Linked DNA regions of Homo sapiens: region 2 is linked to region 1. The links are chromatin loops, found by intact Hi-C in ENCODE. Cell type or tissue: OCI-LY7. All regions are shown on one strand. Links, peaks and the distances in the headings refer to the core of each region. The heading gives the core; the rest is flanking DNA.

The links. Hi-C counts contacts between places; a loop is a spot of excess contacts. Peaks named below come from ENCODE experiments on the same cell type or tissue, not always from the same donor. Only the 100,000 strongest peaks of a DNase experiment are listed, where the experiment ranks them.
Region 2: it touches region 1 in a loop (2.3-fold over the local background); 1 of 110 quality-filtered maps calls a loop at or near these places.

The regions. Positions count from the first base shown.
Region 1 is chr3:14,685,817-14,691,189 of GRCh38, reverse strand. It overlaps C3orf20 (chromosome 3 open reading frame 20), which reads right to left. Exons shown (of 17, transcript NM_032137.5): 5 at 1,074-1,193. Among named protein-coding and RNA genes, the nearest start is that of C3orf20, 13 kb to the right of the region's middle. RefSeq lists enhancers at 2,330-2,389, 4,563-4,712. In OCI-LY7, for the core only: a CTCF peak has its summit at 3,221; DNase peaks (open chromatin) are centred at 1,549, 2,439, 3,639 and 4,659; H3K4me3 peaks cover 4,086 bases; H3K27ac peaks cover 4,865 bases.
Region 2 is chr3:15,049,435-15,054,807 of GRCh38, reverse strand. MRPS25 (mitochondrial ribosomal protein S25) reads left to right here. Exons shown (of 4, transcript NM_022497.5): 3 at 1,341-1,428; 4 at 2,175-5,373. The coding sequence ends at 2,367. Among named protein-coding and RNA genes, the nearest start is that of MRPS25, 13 kb to the left of the region's middle. RefSeq lists an enhancer at 4,296-4,375. In OCI-LY7, for the core only: CTCF peaks have their summits at 2,887 and 3,089 (motif pointing left); DNase peaks (open chromatin) are centred at 1,707, 3,097 and 4,227; H3K4me3 peaks cover 2,159 bases; H3K27ac peaks cover 4,775 bases.

The sequences.
Region 1 (5,373 bases), core at 291-5,290:
CCGGAAGGAGGAGGTCAGCTCCTTTAAGCAAGGCATTTTCTGTCTTACAAGTCCACATCTGTATCCCCAGCATTTGGTACAGAGACTGACAGTTAGCAAGTGTTCAATAACCATTTGTTCAATAACGGAAAGAGTATAGGATCAGCTCGATATGGTGAGTGATGAAATACAAGGCACGCCCATGATGACCATCCCCCTTTTACCAACATGGAGGTGAGGGCTGAGGAAGGCGGGTCAAACAGCCAGCCAGGGGCTGGGGCACGGAGGAAATCCAAGCTCCTTGGCTTCCAGCCTTACCTCCAGTGTCTGTGGGAGTCATCTGGACAGCCTGAGCATTCCTGCCTGCCATCCACCCTCCCACCACCTTCAGGAACGTGGTCCTCTCCTACCTACCCTGTCCCCACAACCCAGCTGTCATGGCTAGCAGGGTGGGCCTGGGAGTTCTGCCAGACCTTGTCCTGTTGTCTGCAGCCCCAGCCTGTCTCTCCTCTGAGCTTCTTCCTGAGCAGGTATTGTCACATTGGTTGTCTTTGTCTGCCACCTGTTCTCTTCCTGAAGCCTCTCCTGTGTGTGTCTTCCTCAGTAGAATAGGAGTATCTCCTATGTCTTTGTTTCCTGCCCATAAAAACTTGCCCAATTTGGGAAGTGCAACTGAGGTCTACCAGGTTTGGTATCCAAATACCTCTCTTCAGATACTAGTTCCCCCACTTGCTGTGTGACTGGACAGAGCTGTCTGAGCAGAGGCGTGAGTTTGGGATACTGTAGGGATAGAAGAGATGGGTTTGGTGGGATGTTGTCCCAGAGGAGGGACGCCACATCGCTGGGAATGTAGGGCATGAGCAAGCTGAAATGATGAGCCTGTGCTATGCAGTGATAGGGCTGGACTGTGACAACCTTTCCATGAGCAAATCTGTGTGGACAGCTGCTGGATCTCCAGGCAGAGCCGCTATGTATCCTTCTAATCAGAAGACCAAATCAAACCATCCCACCAACCTACACAGGGTAGACGGAAACCTATCCCCCACCCCACCGCCACCACCAATGAATGGTAGGCCACGAGGAACCATTTTTACCTATTTTCTTCTTGGCTTCTTTTCCAGCAGAGAGAGAAAAGCTCAGACAGGCTGTGGAAGAGTGGTAGATCAGCTGGTAAGGCGAGTTCACCCCAATGGCGGACATGTTTGCGAGGGACTCTGGAGTGGGAGAGAGAGAGATTCTTCTTTCAACTGTTTACTTTTAATTTTATTAGCCAAAAATGTAACATGGATTTCTTGTTCTAGTAGTACGGTGGGTCACATACTGTAAAGTGCCGCATTGTTACAAAACACCTAGATCTTGGAAGAAGATTTTGCAATGCACCGGCAGAGCAATTAGAGGAAATCTTTACAGTTCCCCTCTGCAGTGCCTCTCCTCCCCAACCCTCTCAAGAGGGGGACCGGAACAAGGAACAGCAAGCAAGCACGAAAAGTGATATTACTCCAAGGGCAAAGGCAGGTATCAGTGCTGCACCAGGTCAAGAGGATAAGCCTTGGGCCAGCAAGAAGGAAATTAAGAACCATCTATTCCCCCTTATCTAAGCCACAGACATCAGATGCTTCTTCAATAATATATCAGTCTCTTGCAGAATCACACCATCTTTTATAGAATCGTTTGATATCTGACCACTTAAGAATTAAAATGTAGCACCCTTATGGCTAGTGGAAAATCTTGTTCATTCTTATACAAACCTCACCAAATCATTTGTTTATTCTTCCCCCAAATATAGTCATTTCACTGGTTAGGCGTGAAACCACTGTTAGAAAATTTTAGGTGATTCACTCATCACAGCTCACTCAAATTCAAAAAGAAAATGGCAAATTTGACCTCCTAAGTGGACAAAGACTATAGAGATTCCACAATGGATGATAAAACACAAAAGTAATCACCTCTGCTAGTGATCCAGAAGTTGAAATTAAGACAACTTTCAGGACCTTCTAACTTGGTAGAAATGAAAAGAACTAACAATAGCCAGTAATGGTAAAGAAGGAATAAAACCCATCAACCCTGCTGGTGTAGAGAGAATCCAAATTAAGTGTGATTTCAGAAGAAGAGCTATATATATATACTGAGACCTCTGCTCCAATGATCCCTCCCCTGTGAAGTTAACTAAATACAACAGAAATAAGAAGCCAGGTGCATAAAGTTGCCTATTACAATGCACATTATACAAATAACAAAAAGCCTGGAAACCTAAGCATTTCGGTAAATGTGGAACATGAACATTACAAGGAGTCTATGCCCACTCAAAATGACAATTATTTAAAGTATATAGCCATGTTGGAAAACAGCTGTACTCTGTTAAGTAAAAGAAACTAAGAAACAGAAAAATTGCAATACTCTAAATATATATATATACATACACGAGCACAGGAACCACAAAGGAAACTGCAAAGGTGAAAAGTAGCTCTTATATGAAGATGGCAGGATTGCTTCCTCTTTTTTGCATTTTTATTAATGATATTGTCGTCAACTAAAAATAAAGGAGCAGTCTGGTTTTCTTCAGTGACAAGCCAGGGCTAGTAGGTATCAGGACAGGAGGGAAGACTACTTAGCACAGGGGATATTCTGGATACAGCTTTTTTTCTTTTTCTTTTCTTTTTTTTCTTTTTTTTTTTTTTTTTGAGACAGTCTCACTCTGTCATCCAGGCTGGAGTGCAGTGGCACAGTCTCGGCTCACTGCAACCTCTGCTTCCCAGGTTCAAGCGATTCTCCAGCCTCAGCCTCCCAAGTAGCTGGGACTACAGATGTGTGCCATCACGGCCGGCTAATTTTTTTGTATTTTTAGTAGAGACAGGGTTTCATCATGTTGGCCAGGCTGGTCTTGAACTCCTGGCCTCAAGCAATCCTCCTGCCTCAGCCTCCCAAAGTGCTGGGATTACAGTCATGAGCCGCCACACTCGGCCTGGTCCCAACTTTAAAAGAAGTTAACTCTAGACCTGTTACAGCTTTGGTCTACCTCACATAAGAGGACGGTCCCGAAAAACATAATTCATGCAAAACAAATCATCAGAGTTTGAATCTTCTTTTTTATGCCCCAGGAGTGCTATGTAAGTAAAGTCCTTTTAGGATGAATGAGTGTTTTTCCAAAATAAATGGATCACTCCTTCGTTTTTGTTTTGCTACTTAGATTTTTGTCTGGAAACTCTAGGCTTAATTAAAGAGAGGAGCGTCTGCACCAGCAAGTGCCAACAAGACAGGGATGCTTGCTAGGGAGTGTGATGGAGAGGGGCGCTCTCAGCAATCGGCTGGTGCAGCAGGACAGCAAGATGCAGAGATCACCCAAAAGGCCCCCTGCCCCCAGCTCAGCTTAACTCTCTTCCCATTCTCCTCCATTAGATGAATCGCAGCCCACAGAGGATGCCAGAAGCCACTGTGCCTCCCTCATCCTGAAAGAATGCTGAAACACTTTATCAGAAGGAGTGTTAGTGGTGAGGACCATTTTCCTTTTAAAAGTGAGGAGACATGGTATTCAGGTGGGAGTGGCTCAGGCAGGTGTCAGGCCCGAGGGTTGGGCTGGAGCTACCCTGACATCTGCCATGGGACTCTCATGCACGTGCAACAGACTACTTAGCAGCTGTGCCCCCAAATGAGGGAGATCTTTAAGCCCCAAAACAGAATGCAAGGTGCAGAGCTCTGTCTGGCGATCACCACCTGCACAAATAATTACAGCACAACTAGAGGACCTGTGGTCTCAGAGCCTAGCTGATCCTAAACAAAACAGGCACAGTGTAACTTCCCCTAAAACAGAGATCTTCATTTCATGGTAAACACTGTGGGTAAGAGTGTTTTATCACAACTTTGTCTTAGAAAAGGAAGCCAAAATTTATGAAAATAACATTTTATCTTGTATTTTAAAAAATTAGTTGGTACTCTAAGAACACATTAAGTCTTACAAAGAAAATAAAAATGACTGCTGGGTTTTTCAAGGCAGTATGGTTTCTTTCTTCCTGAATGATTGTATCATGGCAATAAAACATAAGGCCCTTCATGTTTTCCTTTTGCAAAATTATTGAAGAGCTTTACTGCTTTTTATTTTCTCTCCATGGAGTCATGATCCTGTATTCGGTTTTCCCTTCTGCGGCAGGCGGCTAGTGCTGCTCCCCCGCATCAGGCATCAGGGGCATTGGAGGGGCATTCTGCAGCTCTCCAGCATCACTTTCATTGACTTCATGAAATCTTACATTTTTTCCCCAAGATCTGCAATTTTTCTATGCAATTTATTTGCACTGTATGTGTGTATTAGCAGATGTTTAATCTCTGACCATCAGGGGAGCCTGACAAAGCTACTGACTCAGTGGACAGGGAGAGAGACTAAATGGGGACTGACTCTACAGGTGACAGCAAATAGTTAGGAGATAGAATTTTTTTACGCTTCCTATAAAACCTCTTGTCAGTGAGTACTTTCAGGCATTCAAAATGAACACCTGTGTATTTACCAAGCTTAAGACATAAAACACTGCAGAGCAAAAACCAAATAACTTGATTTAAAAATGGATTAAGGACCCATTTCTCAAAAGAAGAGACACAAATGGCCAATAGGTATATGACAAAAAAGCTCAATGTCAGTAATCATCAGAAAAATGCAAATCAAGACCACAATGAGATACCACGTTACACCTGTTAGAATGGCTATTACCAAAATGACAAAAGCTAACAAGTGCTGGCAACAGTGTGGAGAAAAGGAAACCCTTGTATGCAGCTGGTGGGAATGGAGATTGGTGCTGCCATTATGGAAAACAGTATGGAGTTCCTCTGAAATTTAAAAATGGAACTACCATATGATCCAGCAATTCCACTTCTGGGTATTTATCCAAAGAAAAGAAATCAGTATTTCAAAGAGATATCTACGCTCCTATGCTCATTGCAGTATTATTCACATAGCCAAGACATGGAAACAACCTAAATGTTCATCAAAGGATAAATGGATAAAGAAAATGTCACACACACACACACACACGAATATGATTCAGCTATTAAAAAAGGAAATCCTGGGCTGGGCGTGGTGGCTCACGCCTGCAATCCCAACACTTTGGGAGGCCAAGGCAGACGGATCACAAGGTCAAGAGATCGAGACCATCCTGGCCAACATGGTGAAACCCCGTCTCTACTAAAAATACAAAAATGAGCCGAGCATTGTGGCACACACCTGTTGTCCCAGCTACTCGGGAGGCTGAGGCAGGAGAATGGCGTGAACCTGTGAGGTGGAGCTTGCAGCGAGCCAAGATCGTGCCACTGCACTCCAGCGTGGCAACAGAGCGAGACTCCGTCTCAAAAAAAAAAAAAAAAAAAAAAAAGGAAATCCTGCCATTTGCTACAACATAAGTGAACCTAGAG
Region 2 (5,373 bases), core at 249-5,248, 360 kb before region 1:
AGTCCTTTATCAGATATATGCATTATAAATATTTTCTCCCAGACTGTGGGTTATGGTGACTCCTGAACTGTAAAAGTTTTTAATTTTGATTTTTCAATTTATAGAGTTTTTTTTCTTTTATGGATTATGTTTTTTAATGTCATCTCCAAAATATACTTGCCTAGGTAAGGTCATGACAATTTTCTCCTGTGTTCTCCTCTAGAAGTTTTAAGTTTGAGTGCTTACATTTAGGTCTCAAATCCATTTTGAGTTTTAATTTTTTTTTTGAGGTTGAGTCTCGCTCTGTTGCCCAGGCTAGAGTGCAGTAGCACGATCTCAGCTCACTGCAACCTCTGCCTCCAGGGTTCAAGCTGTTCTCCTGCCTCAGCCTCCTGGAGTTTTAATTTTTAAAATTTTAATGTTGTGGGTAAAAGTCTAAATTCACCTATTTAGCATATAGATAGCCAGTTATCCCAGCGCCATTTGTTGAAACGATTATCTTTCTTCATTGAATTATCTTGGTATCTTTGCTGAAAAGCAATTGACCTTACAAATAAGGGTTTATTTCTGGACTCAGTTTTGTTCCATTACAGTGTGTGTCTATTCTTTTTTTTTTTCGAGACAAAGTCTCACACTGTTGCCCAGACTGGAGTGCAGTGGTGCTATCTCCACTCACTGCAACCTCTGCCTCCTGGGTTCAAGCAGTTCTGCCTCCCAGCTAATTTTTTGTATTTTTAGTAGAGATGGGGTTTCACTATGTTGGCCAGGCTGGTCTTGAACTCCTGACCTCATGATCCACCTGCCTCAGCCTCCCAAAGTGCTGGAATTACAGGTTTGAGCCACCGCGCCCGGCCATATTCTTATACTAGTACCACACTGTCTTGATTATAGTAATTTCAATTTATTGTAAATTTGAAATTGGAAAGTAAACGTTCTCCCATTTTCTCGTTTTTTAGAATTGTTTTGGCTCTTTTGGGTCCTTTGCATTTCCATATGAATTTTAGGCTTAATTTCTAAGTTTCTACAGAAACACCGCTTGGGATTTTGATAGGGATTGATTTAATCTGTAGATCAGTCTGGGGAGAATTGCCGTCTTAAGAATATTGGGTCTTTCTATCCATGAACATGGAATGTCTTTCTATTAAAATGGCATGTTTTTTTACATATCTAAAGTTTATGCTTGCTCAGGTCTAAAGAAAAATGGAAAAAGGAAGGGTAGTATTACAGATTATGTAAACAAGTATATCTATTTTATTATTAAAATGTTTCTGCCACTAAAAGCAAGTCCCAAATTACAACTTTTTGAGGCTGAGTGCGCTGTGAGTTCTGTTTCTCTTCTGCCCCGTGCTTTCCGTTTCCAGATTCTGGGGAGCAGGTCCTGGTGGATGTGGAGACCAAGAGCAATAAGGAGATCATGGAGCACATCAGAAAAATCTTGGGGAAGAATGAGTGAGTTGTTTGGTTTGACCTGGAAGGAACAAACTTCTCAGCCCAGAGAATTTGAGGAAGAAAGGGGTGTGTGGGAAGGGTGTTGAGAGGTAAGATTCTCTGACAGTGAACGCCAGACACTAATAAGAGCTGGGGCTGTAGAATCAGTTCTTTCTGATGTTGCTCTTTACCAAATCATTAAACCTCTGTAAGCTTTATCTCCCTTGGCTGTACAGTGTGAGAAGTACCTCTCTCCCTCTTGCGGGGGACGGGAAGCTGAAATGCAGCTGACTTGTGGCCCTGTGCAGCTGCTAACCCATCTCTCCTGGGAATCTCAGCTTGGAGCTAGCAGACATCTAGCCCTAGGGCTCCTGGTGACAGGTCTTTCTTTCCATGAATGAGAGGAGACAGAAAGGGACGGAAGCTGAAAAAGTCTGTCTTTGAGAAACCACACAGAGGCCTTTTCAGGCTCCTTTATCTTGTGATTGCATGTGAGAGCTGTGGGCTCCACCTGTGGCAGCAGATAGGCTGACCGCACTGTGTAGGCTTGCTGCTGTGGTGTGAGGGGACAACAGCAGGCCTTCTTTCAGCGCTCTCCTCAGGGGCCAGCAGGGAGACAGCGATAGGCTTTGACAGTGAGGATCAGGTTAGAAGGCAGGAGATCCAGGTGTCCCTGGTGGATGGTGGGGTTGTCTCGGCTGAGAAACTGCCCTGTGCCTGCCACTCAAAGTTGCCAATGCTTGGTTGCCGTCTGTGCTCTTTGGCAGGGAAACCCTCAGGGAAGAGGAGGAGGAGAAAAAGCAGCTTTCTCACCCAGCCAACTTCGGCCCTCGAAAGTACTGCCTGCGGGAGTGCATCTGTGAAGTGGAAGGGCAGGTGCCCTGCCCCAGCCTGGTGCCATTACCCAAGGAGATGAGGGGGAAGTACAAAGCCGCTCTGAAAGCCGATGCCCAGGACTAAGGCCCACGGTCACTGTGGGCTGGGGTGATGGTGTCTGACCAGTGGGGAGATTGGAATGGGATTACTTTGGCCCAGGGAAGCCCCTGGTTCTGTCCCTGGAGACTCTGGAAATCCTTTTGCATTAAAAGGACTTTACACACCTGTGTAAAAGGATGTGGGAGAGGAGGGTCTGAAGCTGAGCTGCTAAATGAATATCCCTGCTCTGCTGGTCAATAAAACGCTTCCTAATAGCAGCTTGGCGTGTATCTGGTCCTAGTGAAGAGGAAGGCCTGTGTAGCAGAAAGGCTTTGGGCCTGAGAGGTTAAGGCCACAGCCTGTTGACACCTGTTTTGGTCCTGCGACCCTTTACTGGTCTCCGCTGGCTTTGAATCTTCCTCTGGGCTCTACTCTGGAGAACATAAGGGCTGCTGTGGTTGAGTCTGGCTAGCACTGTCTGTGGTTGGCAGTGTGTACACCCCTCCGTTCAGTTCCTTGGGGGTATTTTTCAGAAATCCAAAGGCAACCCTTCGTGCAGTGCTCACTTTTTTAAGTACAGTTGATTACCCTTGCCTGCTGGGGGGCCTAGCCATGGGCCAGAGATGGAGGAGCCCCAGTGGCTGACAGGCCAGCCTCACTCAGGCACGTACCTGCTGACCAGTCAGCCACTGCCAACCCATGGCCCAGCCACTGTGTGCATTAGCAGGGAGGTTTGTAGGCCATGGAGGAAATGAGGAGACACCACCTAGTGGAGACATTGGGGCCCTGCTGGGGGGATGGTGTCTATAGCTGGCTCTGCTGGCTCCCTCAGGCCCTGCTTACCAAGCTCTGGAGGAGGGAGTGCTGCATTACTGAGCACCTTCCTTGTTCTTTCCTCATAGGACACTGATGTTACTGTCACTTTAGTTATGCTAAAGTGGAGGTTTCAGCCTCCAGAAGACAGCAGAGCCTTCTAGGGTCACCTTAAGAATAGGTTTAGCTAGGCTGGGTGTGGTGGCTCATGCCTGTAATCCCAGCACTTTGGGAGGCTGATGTGGGCGGATAGTTGAGCCCAGGAGTTCGAGACCAGCCTGGGCAACATGGCAAGACCTTGTCTCTACAAAAAGTACAAAAATTAGATGGGTGTGGTGTTTCGCGTCTGTAGTCCCAGCTATTTGGGAAGCTGAGGTGGGAGGATCTCGAGCCTGCGAGATCAAGGCTGCAGTGAATCATGATCGTGCGCTACTGCACTCCAGCCTGGGCCACAGAGCAAGACTGTCTCAAGAAAAAAAATTTTTTAAATAAGTTTAATTATAAAGTGAAGGACCAGTTGGACCACGGACCCCTAGAAACTCAGCCAAGGAGACCTGACTTTATCTGAGACAGGAAGGCAGTGGTTAAAAGAATTAAAAAAGGACAGTGGTGCTTGACAGAGCAGGACTGAAGTTTTCATTCCTCTACCTGCTGGGGCCTTGGTCAAGTCCTAAAAGCTTTCCAGGTCTGTAACTGGTTTTGTCTGTAAAATGGGGAAAAGGTTACCTTTTCTGCCACATGAAGTAGCTGGCTGGTGAAATGATGTCATACTACGATGTGTTTCATTAACTGTTGGAGATTATCACATTAAATTGAGCAGATTTGGATCTTTTACATTTGATGCTCAAGTTTGATTCTGTACCAGATCTGGGTTTGGGGTGATGGCTTGTCGGGGGTGGGAGGGGAAGGTGGGCAGAGACTGATGTATAATGGACAGGTGTTCCTTGAGTGACAGACTTACAAAGGGAGTGTTTAATTGAAATCTAGCATCTTGTCTCTCTGCTATCAGCATTTTGGCTGGGTGGAAAAAGCTCTCCTCCACAGAGAGCCCTCCCATGTCTGCTGGTTTCAGTTCCCCACCCAACTGACTGAAGTCTTGACCTTGATACCACCTGCCTGGGCGTTCTACTTGGCTGCAAGGGCTCTTCAGAAAGCACCTAGTTCCTTTTGGCTTTCATCTGCAGTGTAGGTCTCCATAGCTAGTGACACACAAAGCCTTATGAGAGTATTCCTTCCCTCTAGGGCCCAAAGAGGCTGCTAACCAGCAGGAATGTCCTGAACCAAAAGGAGTGGTGACCATTCTCTAGACAGAATAAATGTCTGGTCCCTAATGGGACAGATAACTAGGGTTTGAGTTCAGGCTTGACACAGGAGCAATGGGCAGTGAGGTGGACAGCCCAGACCCTGAAAGGACGTGTGGAGACAGCAGCAGTCCTGTGGTGCAGTTACTGCCTGTGTGGCCAGCTTCACAGGCAGCAGATAATTTGTGGAAATAAACATTATTTTCTTTTTTTGTTCCCTGTAGGCTACTTGATCCTGGATAGTTTCTCTTTAAACCTTTGTCTTTCCCTATTTTGTTTAGTAGTGATGAAAGATGGGTTTAAAATATACAGAAATGGGAGAAAATTAATTAGAGAAAATGTGAGGATTTTATAATTGATAACATGTTCTTAATTTTACTTGCACAAGCAGTGTTCACAGCCTTATTCTGAAGTGACCACTTTTCTTCTCTTTGAGGCACTACCTGGCAGCACCATCTAAACCTGTATCATCTGCTGTGGTCCCAGTTACTCAGGAGGCTGAGGCAGGAGGATCACTTGAGCCCAGGAGGTTGAGGCTGGAGTGAGCCATGACTGTACCACTGCATTCCAGCCTGGGTGACGGAGTGAGGCCCTATCTGCCTGCCAGTGAGTTCTGTCATGCATCAGACTTTGGACCTCAGAATTTTCACCTGGAACATGAGAGGTCAGATGACATAATGAATATGTTCTAACTTCTGAAACTTTTGGAGCTTGTTTTTGCCCTTGATAGCACGTATCCTTAGAGAATAAGCTTGCCAATTTAAGGCCTGTCTGTAATGGCATCTGAATGTTCCAGCAGCCTAACTGTGCTCTGCTCCAGAAACATGTGTGTGGCTTCCCTACCTCCACACCAAGGAGCTGCCTTGCTGGGTGGATGTAAAGACTGTCCTGCCAGGGTTTCCCACTAAAGGTATTAATAAGTCCAGTGGACCACAGA